2 separate regions of the Homo sapiens genome follow, and region 2 is linked to region 1. Evidence: chromatin contacts called from ENCODE Hi-C or POLR2A ChIA-PET data. All regions are on one chromosome and are shown on one strand. The core of a region is the stretch at or near the end of the contact, and the rest is flanking DNA. Distances in the headings are between cores, read along the strand shown. Region 1 overlaps DHX34 (DExH-box helicase 34). Region 2 holds the start of SLC8A2 (solute carrier family 8 member A2).

Evidence for each region. A loop is a pair of places that touch in the nucleus more often than their neighbours do. ChIA-PET counts read pairs that join two places held with the same protein, here RNA polymerase II (POLR2A).
Region 2: a map of uterus shows a loop between it and region 1 (4-fold over the local background). The contact joins the promoter of SLC8A2 here to the enhancer-like site in region 1. A Hi-C loop is called at or near these places in 1 of 168 maps with a recorded cell type or tissue (uterus). POLR2A ChIA-PET finds 5 or more read pairs at or near these places in 2 of 52 experiments (HEK293 and activated naive CD4-positive, alpha-beta T cell).

The regions. Positions count from the first base shown.
Region 1 is chr19:47,377,629-47,385,239 of GRCh38, reverse strand. DHX34 (DExH-box helicase 34) reads right to left here. Exons shown (of 17, transcript NM_014681.6): 14 at 5,255-5,530; 15 at 4,248-4,424; 16 at 3,916-4,054; 17 at 2,536-3,260. The coding sequence ends at 3,127. Among named protein-coding and RNA genes, the nearest start is that of DHX34, 32 kb to the right of the region's middle. Within about 2 kb of position 3,204, at least 10 of the 41 ENCODE cell types and tissues checked have a DNase peak (open chromatin) inside an H3K27ac peak, as active enhancers do.
Region 2 is chr19:47,469,206-47,476,816 of GRCh38, reverse strand. SLC8A2 (solute carrier family 8 member A2) reads left to right here and starts at 4,924. Exons shown (of 10, transcript NM_015063.3): 1 at 4,924-5,028. It overlaps KPTN (kaptin, actin binding protein), which reads left to right. Exons shown (of 12, transcript NM_007059.4): 10 at 1-14; 11 at 103-285; 12 at 1,273-1,667. The coding sequence ends at 1,401. RefSeq lists a silencer at 7,151-7,445.

The DNA of each region.
Region 1 (7,611 bases), core at 1,955-4,454:
ATGCCTGTAATCTCAACATTTTTAGGAGGCTGAGGCGGGCAGATCACCTGAGGTCGGGAGTTCGAGACCAGCCTGACCAACATAGAGAAACCCCCGTCTCTACTAAAAATACAAAATTAGCTGGGTGTGGTGACACTCGCCTGTAATCCCAGGTACTTGGGAGGCTGAGGCAGGAGAACCACTTGAACCCGGGAGGCGGAGGTTGCAGTGAGCCGAGATTGAGCCATTGCACTCCAGCCTCAGCAACAAGAGCGAAACTCCGCCTCAAAAATAAATAAATTAAATAAATACTGTTGAATGAGCCGGGTGCAGTGGCTCACACCTGTAATCTCAGCATTTTGGGAAGCTGAGGTGGGCAGATCACCAAACACAAAATTTAGCCAGGTGTGGTGGTGCACGCTTATAGTCCCAGCTACTCGGGAGGCTGAGGTGGGAAGATCACTTGGTGTCAGAAGGCAGACATTGCAGTGAGCTGAGATTGTGCCACTGCACTCCAGCCTGGGCAACAGAGCAAGACCCCATCTCAAAGAAAAAAAGTATATAAACCCCTAGTTTTAGTTAGGGAGACGGATTTGAGACTGATTTCCCATCTCCTCAGCCACGCATCTGATTAAAGCCTTCTTCCTTGGAAAGAAAGGAAGCCCATGGTTCCAGACCAACCTGGGCATCATGGTGAAACTCTCTACAAAAAACAAACAAAAAAACCTATTCACACCCAAAAATTAGCTGGGCATGGTGGCACATGCCTGTAATCCCAGGTACTTGGGAGACTGATTTGGGAGGATCACTTGAGCCCAGGAGGTGGAGGCTGCAGTAAGCTGAGATTGCACCACTGCACTCCAGCCCGGGCAACAGAACGAGACCCTGCCTCAAAAAAAAAAAAAAAAAAAAAAAAAAAAAAAAAAAAAAAAAAACTGTTGAATGGAATCTGTTACCAAAAATCAGGGGTTCAGTCCAGGTCCTGCTGCTGGTCGCACAGAAAGCCAATCACTAAAGCGAGTATTGCCAAGAAGAAGGCTTTAATGAGATGTGCAGCCAAGGAGATGGGAAATGACTCTCAAATCCATCTCCCTGACTAAGACTAGGGGTTTATATACTTTTTTTCTTTGAGATGGGGTCTTGCTCTGTTGCCCAGGCTGGAGTGCAGTGGCACAATCTCAGCTCACTGCAATGTCTGCCTTCTGACACCAAGTGATCTTCCCACCTCAGCCTCCCGAGCAGCTGGGACTATAGGCGTGCACCACCACACCTGGCTAATTTTTGTGTTTTTTAATAGAGACAGGGTCTTGCTATGTTCCCCATCCCAGTCTGGAACTCCTGGACTCAACTGATCCACCCTTATCGGCCTCCCAAAGTGCTGGAATTACAGGCATGAACCACCATGCCCAACCTTTTTTTTTTTTTCTGTTTCTAATATGGTGAATCAGATTGATTTTCAAATGTTAAATCAACCTTCCATTCCTAGAATAAGCCCCAGTTGGCCATGATGTACTGTATTTATATATTGCTAAATATGATGTGCTGAACTCCTATTTAGGGTTTTTGTCTATGTTCATAAGGCTTAGAGTTTTCTTTTCTTGCATTGTCATAGCCTGCTTTTAGCAGCAGGATAATGCTGACCTCATAACATCAGTCAGGAGGCGTCCTCCCCTATGCTGTGGCCAAGTGGGTGTGGGCGAGTATCATTTCCATGTTTGGTAGACGTCACCAGGGAGCCCATCTGAGCCTGTTCTCTTTGTTAACTATGAATTACATTTCCTTAATAGAGTTGTTCCGGTTATCTATTTCTTCCTGAATGAGCTTTGGGTAGCTAGTGTCTTTCAATAATTTTTTCCATTTCAAATGAGTGAATTTCTGTGTGGCACGTTGTTTATCGTATTCTCTTCTCCTTTTCGCATCTGTAGGACCTACAGGTTGTCCTCCTTCCATTCCTATGCCGTGCCTTCTTTTTCTCCTGAGTGATTTTATTGTTCTTTTCATTTTCTTTTTTTCTTTTAGAGATGGAGTCTCGCTCTGTCACCCAGGCTGGAGTGCAGTGGCACGATCTCGGCTCACAAGCAACCTCCGCCTCCTGGGTTCTAGCAATTCTCCTGTCTCAGCCTCCTGAATAGCTGGGATTACAGGCACACGCTGCCACGCCCAGCTAATTTTTTGTATTTTAATAGAGATGGGGTTTCACCGTGTTGCCCAGGCTGGTCTCAAACTCCTGAGCTCAGGCAAACCACCTGCCTCAGCCTGATTTTTTTTTTTTTTTTTTTGAGATGGAGTTTCACTCTTGTCGCCCAGGCTGGAGTGCAATGGCATGATCTCAGCTCATTGCAACCTCTGCCTCCCAGGTTCAAGTGATTCCCCTGCCTCAGCCTCCCCAGTAGCTGGGATTAAAGATGCCCACCACCACACCCAGCTAAGTTTTTGTATTTCTAGTAGAGACAGGGTTTCACTATGTTGGCCAGGCTGGTCTCGAACTCCTGACCTCAGGCGATCCACCCGCCTCAGCCTCCCAAAGTGCTGGGATTACGGGAGTGAGCAACCATGCCCGGCTCAGCCTGTTCTTTTATTTTTTTATTACGGGAGTGAGCAACCATGCCCGGCTCGGCCTTTTATTTTTTTATTGTGAGTGGGTCTTATGGTGCAGCCTGTGGTCCCACGTGAACACCAGTGCTCCCAGCCCCCCTGCACAACTCTCAAAGTGACCCAGGTGGATGGGCAAATTCAGGGTCCCCCTACTTCAAGGGGTAGGAGAGACTGAGGATGGACTCAAGAGAGAGCGGCTGCGGAGGTGCTAAGAACCTGCACCTGGAATCTGGAGACATGGGAGGTCCCTGCTGGCTCTAACGCCCCTCCTACCCAGGACCCCTCAGGCAGCACCCTGCAGCAGGAAGAAGGAAAGCTAGACCCTGGGGAGGACTAACAAGGCAGCTGCTGCTTTCTGGATGGGCAGGTGCAGGCCTAACAGTGTGTATCAGCATGTGAGGCTTTATTCACAATCCGTGCTCCAGGCCCTCTGCACTGGGACAGGACCACAGGGCTAAGCCCAGGCTGGGGGTTCAGGCAAGAGTCCTGCCCCTAGTCCTGGGCTGGAGGGCAGGTCAGCTGCACGGAGGTGGGCAGGGCTCCTGGCCCAGCTCACACGTGCTGCTTCCGGTGGCGCAGCACCTCTGTGGGTGTAAAGAGGAAGTCCTTCCCGCAGGCCTCGCAGTGGTAGGGCCTCTGCAGGACAGATGTCTTCTGGAGGGTTTCGAGGGCAGCTTCCTCAGCCCCTAAGGGAGGAAAAGGAGGAGGCTGTGAGGGGCGTGTTCCAGTGCACAGGTCTACCTGCACCCAAATGCCAGGCACCTGTGGGGCTCAGGTTCTCTCCTGGCCTTTGGAGAACCCAGTTTTGCCTCCTCCAGGAAGCCCTCCCAGATTAATAAAAATACACAGGTCTGTCTTTACTCCGCATCCCTGCCAGTGAGAGAGACAGAGAGAAAGACACAAGGAGAGACATGGAGACTGAGAGGCAGACACAGCCAGCCGGGGATGGAGGCATGTGGCCCCAGTGCTATCTCCCCCACTGAACCCCAGTGTGTGGCATCCCTGGGTGACAACAGGGTGGAGGTGACCAAGGCAGAGATAGCTGCAGGACAGAGAAAAATAACAAGAGACATAGCCACAGAGAGACAGAAACAGAGACAAAGACAGCAACACAGAGACACCACAGGGGACAGGCAGACAGAAAGAGGTGGCGCTCCAGGCTCTCCCTGCCTTGGGCTCCTGATCTTCAGGACAAGGCCTGTGTGTGGCACCAGCCAGGGCCAGCGGGTGGAGGTCGTCAGTCCTCGAAGCTCTAGCAAGTGCTCACACGCACAGGAGACCATCATGGGATGGGCAGACGGCTGGGCAGAGGTGGCCGGGTCCCCACAGTCCTGTGCTTACCTGGGGGCCCATCCTGTGGGGCCTGGGGGCAGGTGTTCTCATGGGCGATGCGCTCCAGGGGCGTGAGGGGCGCATGCAGGCCACAGTGGGGGCAGGTCCAGAAGGTTCGGAGACAGTCGCTGTACAGGTCTGTGTCATTCTGTGGCAGGCCAGCTGTCAGGGCTGGGCCCCCGCCAAGTGCCACCCACCACCCAAGTGCCCCCCCGGGACCCTTCCCAGAAGCCCTCAGGGCCACGGGCCCCACTTGGGAACTATGTCCCTGGACTAAGGTGAAACGGGGTGGTGGGGTCTTCCTGAAATCCCACCTTCAGGGAAGGAGGGTTCATGCTTACCGTGAGGCAGTTGTAGGTGAGGAAGTCAGTGACTGCGTAGCCCCCCTTTGTGGGGTGGGGGGACAGGGTGGAGCTGCCAAAGAGGCCAGGAAGATGGGGGGTGGCTGGGATGGTCTGGGGTCCCACATACATGTTCTGGACTTCTAGCCCTGTGAGCCGCCGGAGGCTGTAAGGAATCTAAGGAAGGAGAGACAGGAAATGGAGAGAGACAGACTCAGGGAGATGCCGCCAAAGCACCTGGATCCAGCTGTGCCTGAAGCCCTCCCTCGGGCTTTGCAGTTACGGGAGCCAAGTGCTTACACCAATCACAATTTGGCTGCAGACACACATGACCAGGGGTCTGTCTAGAATATACCTGATAACCCACCCCCATCTAAATTGCCCTCCCCAGGCCCCTCTTCTGCCCCTGTCACTGGTGGGACCCCATTCAGACCTTGAGTCTAACCTTCAAGTCTGGCCACCTCCCCCCTCCTCCTCCTAGCATGTCAGCCTTGGTCCCCTCTCCATGGCTCACTGGGTTCCTGCTCCTTTGTCCTCAAGCCCTTCTACTCCAGGAAGTCAGCCTGGATTGTACCCTTCTCCCCACCCCACCCACATGAAGTAGAACCACGAGCAATTTCCACTCCCCACCTAAGAGTCAGGGGCTGGTTTCAAGTCTGCTCAGTTCAGTTCTTCCCATCCACAAGCAGACGTCTACGGCTTCCCTCTCACACCCTGCCTGTCCTTTACTGTTAGCAAGAGGGGATCAGCCACGCTTGCAGAAGGTGCTTAGTAAACAAGGCAGCAGTGGGTAGTGTGGCCTCTGGAACCAGGCTCCTGGGATCAAATCCTAGCTCCACCCAGACCAGTGGAGTGACCTTGTGTAAGTGACTGAACCTCTGTGGCCTGAAAACCCCCAAATGTGCCCATGTGGAGTGAATGGGAAGCCAGGCCTTCCCGAGGCTCAAGCCCAGTGACGGATGCCCCTTCTGGCCATAGGGAGGCACGGGCACCCTGGTGGAGGGTACCTTGGATGCCGTGAATTGCAGGAGTTCCTTGCTCAGGGTGGCCACCTCCTTGGGGCTGACTGGCGTATCCTCCTCCTCCTCCTCCAGCTGCTGCTGGGCCTGGTGCGCCAGCTGCCGGTCCAGGGCACTTTCCCAGCGGGCACGGAGCCGCAGGGAAGCCGCCAGGAGTCGGATGGCACTTTCACTGTCTGCTAGCTGCAGCTCCAGCCAGCCATCGGCCACCAGGCGGGAGCAGTCACCATTGGTGTCCAAAGACCGGCTAAAAAGCAGGAGGGACTGAAAGAGAGGGGGCAGAAGACAGGGAGTAGGTGGGAGGGGCAGGGCGCTATTGGAGACAGGCCCTGCCCGGCTGGGCTCCTGCCCACCCACCAGCCCTGTCTATGTGAGGCATCCACCTACCCGCCATCTACCCGCTGTACCAGGCACCCCTTCGGGTGCTGGGGATACGGCATGAACAAGGCAGCCGCTGAGTCAGGGAAGGGGGCTGGGGTGGCGGGGCGGCAGATGGGAGCGTGCTGGGAGAGAGACAGCTGCATTCTCAGGCAGGGTGGCAGAGGGACAGCAGGCACTCAGACACACACGACGTGCAGGGAGAGCCCAGACCCTGAGCACACGCTCCTCTGTGAGGACGGAAGTCAGCGCTGTAATTACCAGTGCTGTGGCTCATAAGATGTTGGGGAAAATCCTCAGGGCTGGGGCCAGGGCAGAGGAAAGGGCAGGACTGGCCATGCGTGGATGGTTTGGGGACCGGGGATGGTACAGGAGGGCTCCATATACTGTTCTGCCTGCTTATGTGAATGTGAAGTTTCTCCATCTTCTTCTTCTTATTATTATTATTATTAATTTATTTATTTATTTGAGATGAGTCTCACTCTGTTGCCCAGGCTGGAATGCAATGGCGCAATCTTGGCTCACTGCAACCTCCACCTCCCAGGTTCAAGCGATTTTCCTGCCTCAGCCTCCCTAGTAGCTGGGATTACAGGCACGCGCCACCCACCCGGCTAATTTTTGTATTTTTAGTAGAGATGGGGTTTCACCACATTGGCTAGGCTGGTCCCAAACTCCTGGCCTCAACTGATCCACACACCTCGGCCTCCCAAAGTGCCGGGATTATAGGCGTGAGCCACCATGCCCGGCTTATTATTTTTTGAGACAGTGTCTCACTCTGTCACCCAGGCTGGAGTGCAGTGTCAACAATCACAGCTCACTGCAGCCTCAATCTCCCAGGCTCAAGCAATCCTCCTGCCTCAGCCTCCCGAGTAGCTGGGATTACAGGCACACAACACCACGCCCAGCTAACTTTTTAAAATTTTTTGTAGAGATAGATAGAGTCTCCCTATGTTGCCCAGGCTGCCTTTGAACTCCTGGGCTCAAACAATCCTCCCACCTCAGCCTCCCAAGGTGCTGGGATTCCAGGTGTGAGCTGGCCAGATTCTCTCAACAAGCAGTCCAGTGCAGGGAGAGAGCGCCTCAGGTAGCAGGTCTGTTCCGCTTCCTGCGGCCCGGCTGGTCGCCAATCCTCTGTCCCTCGGCCTGCGTGCTGCCTGCTTTCCCATGCTCACATGAGCACCTGGCATCACCCTTTTGGTTTGCCGTCTGCCTCTACCATCCTATCTGAGCCCCATGAGGGTGGGGAGTTTGGTTGACATTGACCACAGCTGCACCCCCGGCCCCAGAACACTGAACACTAACAGTGCCTGGCCCACCAGACGGGCTCGAGGGAGGTGTGGACACACACAGAAGTGACTGAGCTGAGCTGGCTTTTGTGGTGTTGGTGGCAATCGCAGTGTCAACAAAACCCTGAGGCTCTAGGAGCCTGCAGGTTCCTCTCTCCCCTCCACGTTCCCTGGGACCCAAGCCGGGGAGTGCTGGTAGTGAGCCAGGAGGCAGGAGGGGGCAGTGTGACCCAGGAGCTCTGGCTTGGCCACCTGCTCGGTGTGTGACTTAGGTGACGTATCCCCGCCCCTGCCTGAGCTTCAGTCCCCTCTATAAAGGGAGACCCACAGGGCTGCGTGAGGACTCCGAGGCCAGGCCTAGGATCACAAAGACGCTCGAGGAGCACTAGGGGCAGGGCAGTGGCTGCCATGGGGCCCATGGCTCTGCTGCCGGTGCCCATGCAAGGGCATCCATGATCTGAGTTCGGCCTCAGCCTCCACCGGGGCAGCACCCTCCTCTCCCTCCTGGCAGCTGCCAGCCCTCCTGGCTGGGACCCTGTCCCAGCTCTGAGAAGTCCCCAGGGTCCTGTCTCCCTCGCCTCTCTGGCCTCATCTCCACACGCTCTCCCTTGCTGACTGCACGCCAGGCACATGTCTGCCTCGGAGCCTCTGTGCAGGCCACCCCACTGCCTGGAACACTCT
Region 2 (7,611 bases), core at 3,675-6,174, 90 kb before region 1:
CCACCTATGGACAGGTGGGACCTGACAGTTGGAGCCACACCCACCGGCCTCCCTCCACTGTCCCCCCATCAACCTGTGTGACCTGATTCTTCACCCCCGCAGGAACTGCTGTGTTATAAGTACCGGGGCCCAGAGTCGGGGCTTCCTGAGGCCCAGCACGGGTTCCATCTGCTGTGGCAGCGGAGCTTCTCCAGTCCCCTGCTGGCCATGGCTCACGTGGACCTGACCGGGGATGGGCTGCAGGAGCTTGCCGTGGTCTCCCTGAAGGGCGTGCACATCCTGCAGGTATCCCCAGCTCTTGGGGTGGGAGGGGAGTCGACCTCAGCAGTTTCGAGCAGGGGGTGCAGGCCTCCTCCTGGGGGAGGGAGGAACTCATTTCAGGGAGGCAGTTCCTACCAGTCAGGACAACTCCCAGGAGAAAGGGGCAGCTGTGAGCGCTCACAGCAGCTGGGGTGGGGGCACCGGCCTGGTGAAGGAGATTTATTTATTTATTTATTATTTTATTTTTGAGACAGAGTCTTGCTCTGTCACCCAGGCTCTAGCGCAGTGACTCGATCTCAGCTCACTGCAACCTCCACCTCCCAGGTTCAAACAATTCTCATGCCTCAGCCTCTCAAGCAGCTGGGAAATACAGCCGCACGCCACCACGCCCAGCTAATTTTTGTATTTTTAGTAGAGACGGAGTTTCACCATGTTGCCCAGGTTAGTCTCAAACTTCTGGCCTCAAGTCATCCGCCCACCTCGGCCTCCCAAAGTGCTAGGATTACAGGTGTGAGCCACCACACCCTGGCCTTTTTTTTTTTTTTTTTGGTTTTTTTGTTTGTTTGTTTGTTTTCGAGACAGAGTCTTGCTCTGTTTCCCAGGCTGGAGTGCAGTTTCCCAGGCTGGTGTGCAGTGGTGTGATCTCAGTTCACTGCAACCTCCACCTTCCAGGTTCAAGTGATTGTCCTGCCTCAGCCTCCCTAGTAGCTGGGATGACAGGCACCTGCCACCAAGCTTGGCTAAATTTTATATTCCTTTTATATTCCTTCTAATCTCACTTCCTTACATTTGGGTCTAGGCTTTGTCCCTCCCACTAGAAATTCGCTTAAGGCCACTCCCCTTCACCCCTGTCACAGAGGCCCATTCCCATCCCACACACTGTGGTCTGCTCTCTGCCCTCCCACGTGGGCCGAGCTCCTGGCCTTTGGAGTTGCTTCACTCCAGACGGTCCCGCTGTGGTCCCACAGCTCTTCCTCAGCTCCATCCCCCTCATTCTCTTGTTCCCCACAGCACAGCCTGATTCAGGCCTCAGAGCTGGTCTTGACCCGGCTTCGACATCAAGTGGAGCAGAGGAGACGTCGGCTACAGGGGTTGGAGGACGGGGCAGGTGCAGGGCCTGCTGAGAATGCAGCCTCTTAAGCACCCATGCACCCACTCTTCCCAGACCTGGGGCGACTCATGGCGTGCTCACCTCCAGCCGCTGGTGGGGGGTGTCCTGAAGGACAGGATGCTCTCCCCAGACCTCCCCAGGGTGGTGAAGCTGTGCCCTGGGGCCCCAGCTAACCCACTCCTCTCTCTGTACGTCAATGTCCCTATTTGAAAGCAGGGATGATCCCATTCCACCCTGTCCACTCTGGATGAGAATTGGCCACCTGATGGTTATTTATACGTCCAGAAGAACATCATTTCCCAGTTGTCTCGATTCTTTTTTTCGGCAAGCATTTGGTGAGCACCTGCTGTATGCCTGGCTCTGTGTTGGATGCTGGATTCACCCAGAGGAATTGAGGGAGAGGGATTTGGGGGAGAGGGAATCCAAGGCTAGACCCAGATACAGGCCGGAGGTTAGATCCCAGGGTAGAACCCAAGAGAAAGAAATGGGGTGACACCTTAGCAGAAAGGCTAAAAGTTAAACCACTGTGGAACAGATTACGTAAAATGGAAGGGAAAGAGCTGAGGTTAGACCCTAGTGGAGAGAGCTGACATGAGACCCCAGTGGAAAGATCTAGATCTAAGGGTAGATCCCAGTGGAAAGGTAAGGAGCTTGAGCGTTTAGAGGAAAACTTGTGGGTAGAAAGGGCTGCTGTGGGAAAGCAGTGGTCCATTTGTAGCAGAGGGTCTGAGGCTAGACTCCCTATGAATAATGCTGAGGTTGGACCCCAACAAAAAATTGCTATGGCCAGATCCTGTGCAAGGGGCCAGGGTTAAACCCCAGCAGAAAGTGAGCTTAGTTCCCAGTGGAGAGCACTGAGGCAAGACCCAGGGAGAAGACCCAGGCTAGACCATGCTGGAAAGGGCTAAGCTTAGACCTAATCTAAAAAGCCTAGGGGGTTGGGGGCCCAGGGAGTGGGAGACAAGCCTGATTCTCCCAGCCTGTGGTGGTAGGAGTTGCCTTGCCTGTGGTCTTTTGTGTGTGTGTGAGAGACGGAGTCTCATTCTGATGCACTGGTTGGAGTGCAGTGGCGCGATCTCGGCTCACTGCAACCTCCACCTCCTGGTTCAAGCGATTCTCCTGCCTCGGCCTCCTGAGTAGCTGGGATTACAAGCGTACGCCACCACGCCTGGCTAATTTTTTTGTATTTTTAGTAGAGACAGGGTTTCACCGTGTTGGCCAGGCTGGTCTCAAACTCCTGACCTCAGGTGATCTGCCCGCCTCGGCCTCCCAAAGTGCTGGGATGACAGGCGTGAGTCACTGAGCCCGGCCTCCTGTGCTCCGTTCTGTATTACCAGGAGAAGGAATCAGAGGCCTGTGTCTCTAGGATCAGTGGAGGGTGGGAACGATGGAAGTCTTGTCCTCCGTCCACTGCAGGCCAGGAATAGAATCTGGGTCAGCAGGGTTGGGGGATGATCATTCCCTGGGCCGTATCCAGGCTGGGGGCAGGGGTTGGGCAGGACATCTGCTTCCTGGGGGTTCAGGGGAGAGGCAGACACCGTAGTCATTTTGGCCATCTGTCTACCTCCCGCTATGGAGGTCCACTCAGAAGTCTGACCACCAGCACTGACAGGGAAGACCCAGCCACCAGTTCTCTACCGAGCGTTTATGGGAGTTAGGAGCTCAGCAACTCCTGGCCACCCCTGTCTTCACCCTCTTTCCCAGAAGCCAGGCCCAGGCGTGGGAAGTTGGAGGAAGCCGGATCCTCTCCCTCCCCTGGCCAGCAGGCCTGACGGTGTCCAGCCAGGACTGGCAGTGGGCAGGACCGGTGGCACGAGCAAGGCCCCCTCCCTCCCACTGTCCGCCTCTAGAGAAGGAGCACTCCACACCGACTAACACGCCATCACCCCCTGTTGTGGGGGGGAGCAGGATTGGGGGTGGGTGTAGTGCTGGTGTGCCTTGCAGAGGTGTGTGCTTGCGTGGGGGTATGTGTGTGGGCCCATCGCAGGGTGCATGAGTTTGTGTCTTCAGGAGCCCAGGCCACCTGCCTGGCCCTTTGCAGTTCATTTCTTTCTTTTTTTTTTTTTTTTTTGGAGATGGAGTCTCACTCTGTCACCCAGGCTAGAGTGCGGTGGCATGATCTCAGCTCACTGCAGCCTCCACCTCCCAGGTTCAAGCGATTTCTCCTGCCTCAGCCTCCCAAGTAGCTGGGATTACAGGCGTGTGCCACCTGGCCTGGCTAATTTTTGTATTTTTAGAAGAGACAGGGTTTCGCCATGTTGGCCAGGCTGGTCTCCAACTCCTGACGTCAAGTGATCTGCTCGCCTCAGCCTCCTAAAGTGCTGGGATTACAGGCGTGAGCCACCGCACCCAGCCTGCAAGTCTCTTCTTGACCTGACCCGTCCTCAGCCTGGGGAATTGTGCGGTGCAGCAGTTAAGGGTGTAGAATCTGGAGCCATATTTACCACCTCATGCCTTGGTTTCCCTGTCTGTAAGTGAAGCTCATAATAGCATTTACCTAAATTTATAAAAAACATTAGAACATGCCAGGTGCGGTGGCTCTCACCTGTGCGGTGGCTCTCACCTGTAATCTCAGCGCTTTGGGAGGCCGAGGCAGAAGGATTGCTTAAGCCCGGGAGTTGGAGACTAGCCTAGGTAAAATAGTGAGACCCCGTCTCTTAAAAAAAATGAAGAGAAAAAAAGCCTGGCGTGGTGGTGGTGGGCACCTGTAGTCCCAGCTACTCGGGAGGCCAAGGCAGAAGGATCGCTTGAGCCCAGGAGTTGGAGACCAGCCTGGGTAACATGGTGAGATCCCATCTCCTAAAAAAAAAAAATGGAGGGAAAAAGCCTGGCGTGGTGGTGGCGGGCACCTGTAGTCCCAGCTACTCAGGAGGCTGAGGCAGGAGGATTGCTTGAGCCCAGGAGGTTGAGGCTGCAGTAAGCCAAGATCGTGCCACTGCACTCCAGCCTGGGTGACAGAGTGAGACCCTGTCTCAAATAATAATAATGTGCTGCCGATGCCAGGCACGTGGTCAGGGCTGCCTGTATGTATGGCAGCTGTTGTTATTCTTATTAATGGGTGTCTTTGTGGTTGTTTCTGGCCTCCTTTGTGAGGCTGTGCAGGCACAGTATGTGAATTTGGATCTGACTCCAGCTAAACATTCTTGCCCTCCCCCTAGTTCTGTAAGTCTGTAACTATTTGTAGCTGTTGGCCCTTGTATGGCTGGGAGACTGCGTGCGTGTGTGTGTGTGCGTGTGTGTGTGTGTGTGTTGGGGGGCGGGGGCTGCTTCTGAAACACACAGGAGCGCCCTCCGGTGCTGTCCCCTGCCTCTGGTGCTGAACCCGGAGGCTGGGGAGGAGGCTCGGGCTCCCTGCTCCCCCAGGCCCCTCCCCGGGCCTCCCCCCGCCTCCCGCACCGCCTTCCCTCTGCCCGCCTCCGCCTCCTCCCCCTCTCTCCGGCTCCTCCCCCTCCCTCGCTCCCTCGCCGCCTCCCCCTCCCCCGTGTCCCTCCCCTCTCCTCTTCTCCTCCCTCTATCCCCTCTCCCTCCCCTCCTCCCCGGCTCTCCCTCTCAGTCTCAGGCTTTTCTCTCTCTCAATCTCTCTCTCTCTTTCGGGCGGAGTCGCCCACCACTGCCAGCCCAGCGCTGGGGGGACCTGCTCCAGGCTGTAGCCGCAGGTAAGAGACCCCATTGGTGGGGAGGTGGGGGCGTGGGAAAAGGACGGGGTTACCCCAGGTGCGGAGTGGGGGCGGTTCGGGAAGCCTGGAGCTGGCTTCCCTGGGCTGGTTTATGGAGGTGGGGGGCTGCCTGGCCCAGCACGCGTACCTTCTGTGGGGTGGGAGTGCCACCAGCCGCCCCAACACCTTCAGTCCCTCCTGGTTCTCGGGCGGCTGGGGAGGGGGACCGCCTGGGTACTGGGGGGCGAGGACACCCCGCCCCCACCCCGTCTGGGGCACCCCCCCTCGCGCTCTCTACCTCTGCCCCCGCCTTCCTGTGTCTGGGTCTCATCTTTCTGTCTCTCCACATGTCTCAGGGGTCTCTGTCTAGCAGAGTCTGGCCGCCTCTGGGAGTCCCTGTCTCTCAGTCTCTCACTCCTGTCTCCCTCTCTCTGTGTCTCTGTGCCGGGGTCTGTTCGGAGTCTCTCTGGGGCTCTGTCTCTAAGTCCTGGGTTTCTCTCTCCTTTCCTCTTGCGCCATCTCTGTTTCTCTGTGTCTCTGTGTCTCTGCCTCTCTCCCTTGTCTCAGCTTTCCTGTGTCTCTCTCTGTCTCTGCTTTCTCTGTGTCTCTGTCTCTTCCCATGTCCGCATGTCTCTCTCTCTCTCTCTCTCTCTCCCTCCCTCCCCATCTCCCCCTCGTCTCCATCTCTGTCTCTGGATATCTCAGTCTCTGTTTCTCTCTCTCTTTCCTCTTCTCTGGCTCTCCCTGGGAGCCAGTGCACCCTCCTCCCACACACCTTTGTCTCCGCCCCTGGCAGGGGGGACCTGGAGGAATTAGACCCCCCCACCCGCAGAGTGGGCTCCCCCAGGCCTGGAGTCCTCTAAACTCCTCTCCCCACTTCAGCAGAGCTCCCCTGCTCTCTCCACTCCTCCCAGCCGGCACCCACCCCAGCTCTCCCCTGAGGACCGAGCCCACCTCCCCCTGCCTTGTTTCTGGCGTTCTGAGGCCGGTCCTTCTTGCAGTTTAACCGGTAGCCTCTGTAGTAGAGATGAGACCAGACCTCCCTTCAATCTAACCTCCCCAGTCTTCCTCGTGTAACTGGACCAGTCCTTCCTGCCGTCTCACTTCCATACCTCTTGCTGTTTGTCCAGCTCTTGATTCATTCATTCTTGTTGATAATTACTGAGCGCCTTTCCTGCTCTGGGCAAGCACTAGGTACTGAGTTAGACCGGGCCAGTCCTTCCTGCAGTCTCACTTCCATCCCTTTCCTGGTGTGCCAGCCTCACACTGTCTCAGTGGGGGGTGCTGAGAGGGCCCTGGCCAACACACTGTCTGCCTTCCTTGAGAGAAGGGGGCCCTGGAGAAGGTGGGCAAGAGAGTGAGTGATGGCGAAAAGGTACGAGGCTGTGCCTGTAGCCCTGGTGTGTGTGTGTGTGTGTGTGTGTGTGTGTGTGTGTGTGTATGATGTCTCCCTGGCTGCAGGTGAGGTCCCAGCCCTGTGTGACAGTGCCCACGGAGGGGGCTTCAGATGGCTTTAAAGAGCACTAGGTTAAGAGCCCTGTTCCTCCTCTGGGCCTCAGTTTACGTATTATCAGTGTATCACAGCCTCGAGCACCCAAGCTCTGTGGTGTGATCCCCACACTGGACCATTTTGAGGTGATGGGAGCGCCTGCGCTCATGCTGGGGCAGTAAATGTGCATGTTTAGAAGTCTGAGTCCCCAGCTCGGTCCTGCAAGGGCCAGCCCCCCAACACAGGCACAGTCAGAAAAGCACCCTCCCTTGCCGCCCCACTGTGGGGTGGTAGCGTGAGGGATATGAAGGACGGGTCTTACCTGGCACGCCAGACTGCACCCACCCCCAGGCATGCAGTCCTGTTCTTCTGATCAAGGACCTAAGAGGCACGTGAGGCAGAACAGGGGTGCTCACTGCCGACCCAGCTGGCCGCACGCCCACGAAGGGAGGGAGAGATGGCCCTGGGAGACGGTACCTGCCATCTGCCCTCCCCGCTCCCACCCTGGGCTCCACCTGATCCTTTTGCCCCTGGATTCTAAAAGCAGATTGGGTTTCAGGGCTGCTGGTGGATGGAGAGGGAGAGGCAGGAGCCAGGAGCAGAGGGAGCCCACGGTCCCTGGTGACAGGGCTCAGACCTCTTGGTCATTCATTTCACAAATATTTATCTAGTGCTTTCTCTCCCTGACTGCTCCTCTCGCAAGGCCCCAGCGAGAAACCAGGTTTTGCAGGAAAAAGGGATTGCACTAGGCTGTGCTTGACCCAGCCCCTGGGCTAGGAGGGTGGACATGAGAACCCGCATCACCTGGCTGTGGTCTCTCTTGAGGACTGCAGCAGGAAGGACAGGTGGTTAAACCTGAGGGAGGACTTCCCAGGCCGAGGCTTCCTCCCAGAGAGAGCGGGGTTTGGTTTGATGCTTTAGAAGAATTCCTGACTCCCGGCTGGCCCCTGTTTCTCCTGAAAGCCAGGGAGGCGGAGGGAGAAGGGAGCATGAGCCTTTGCTTTGGATCCTGGTGGGTTTGTAATTATGCCTAAGTTGTTGCTAATTAGGGGGCTGCTAATTAGACGTATCATTAGGGGCCTTGCTGAGGGGGC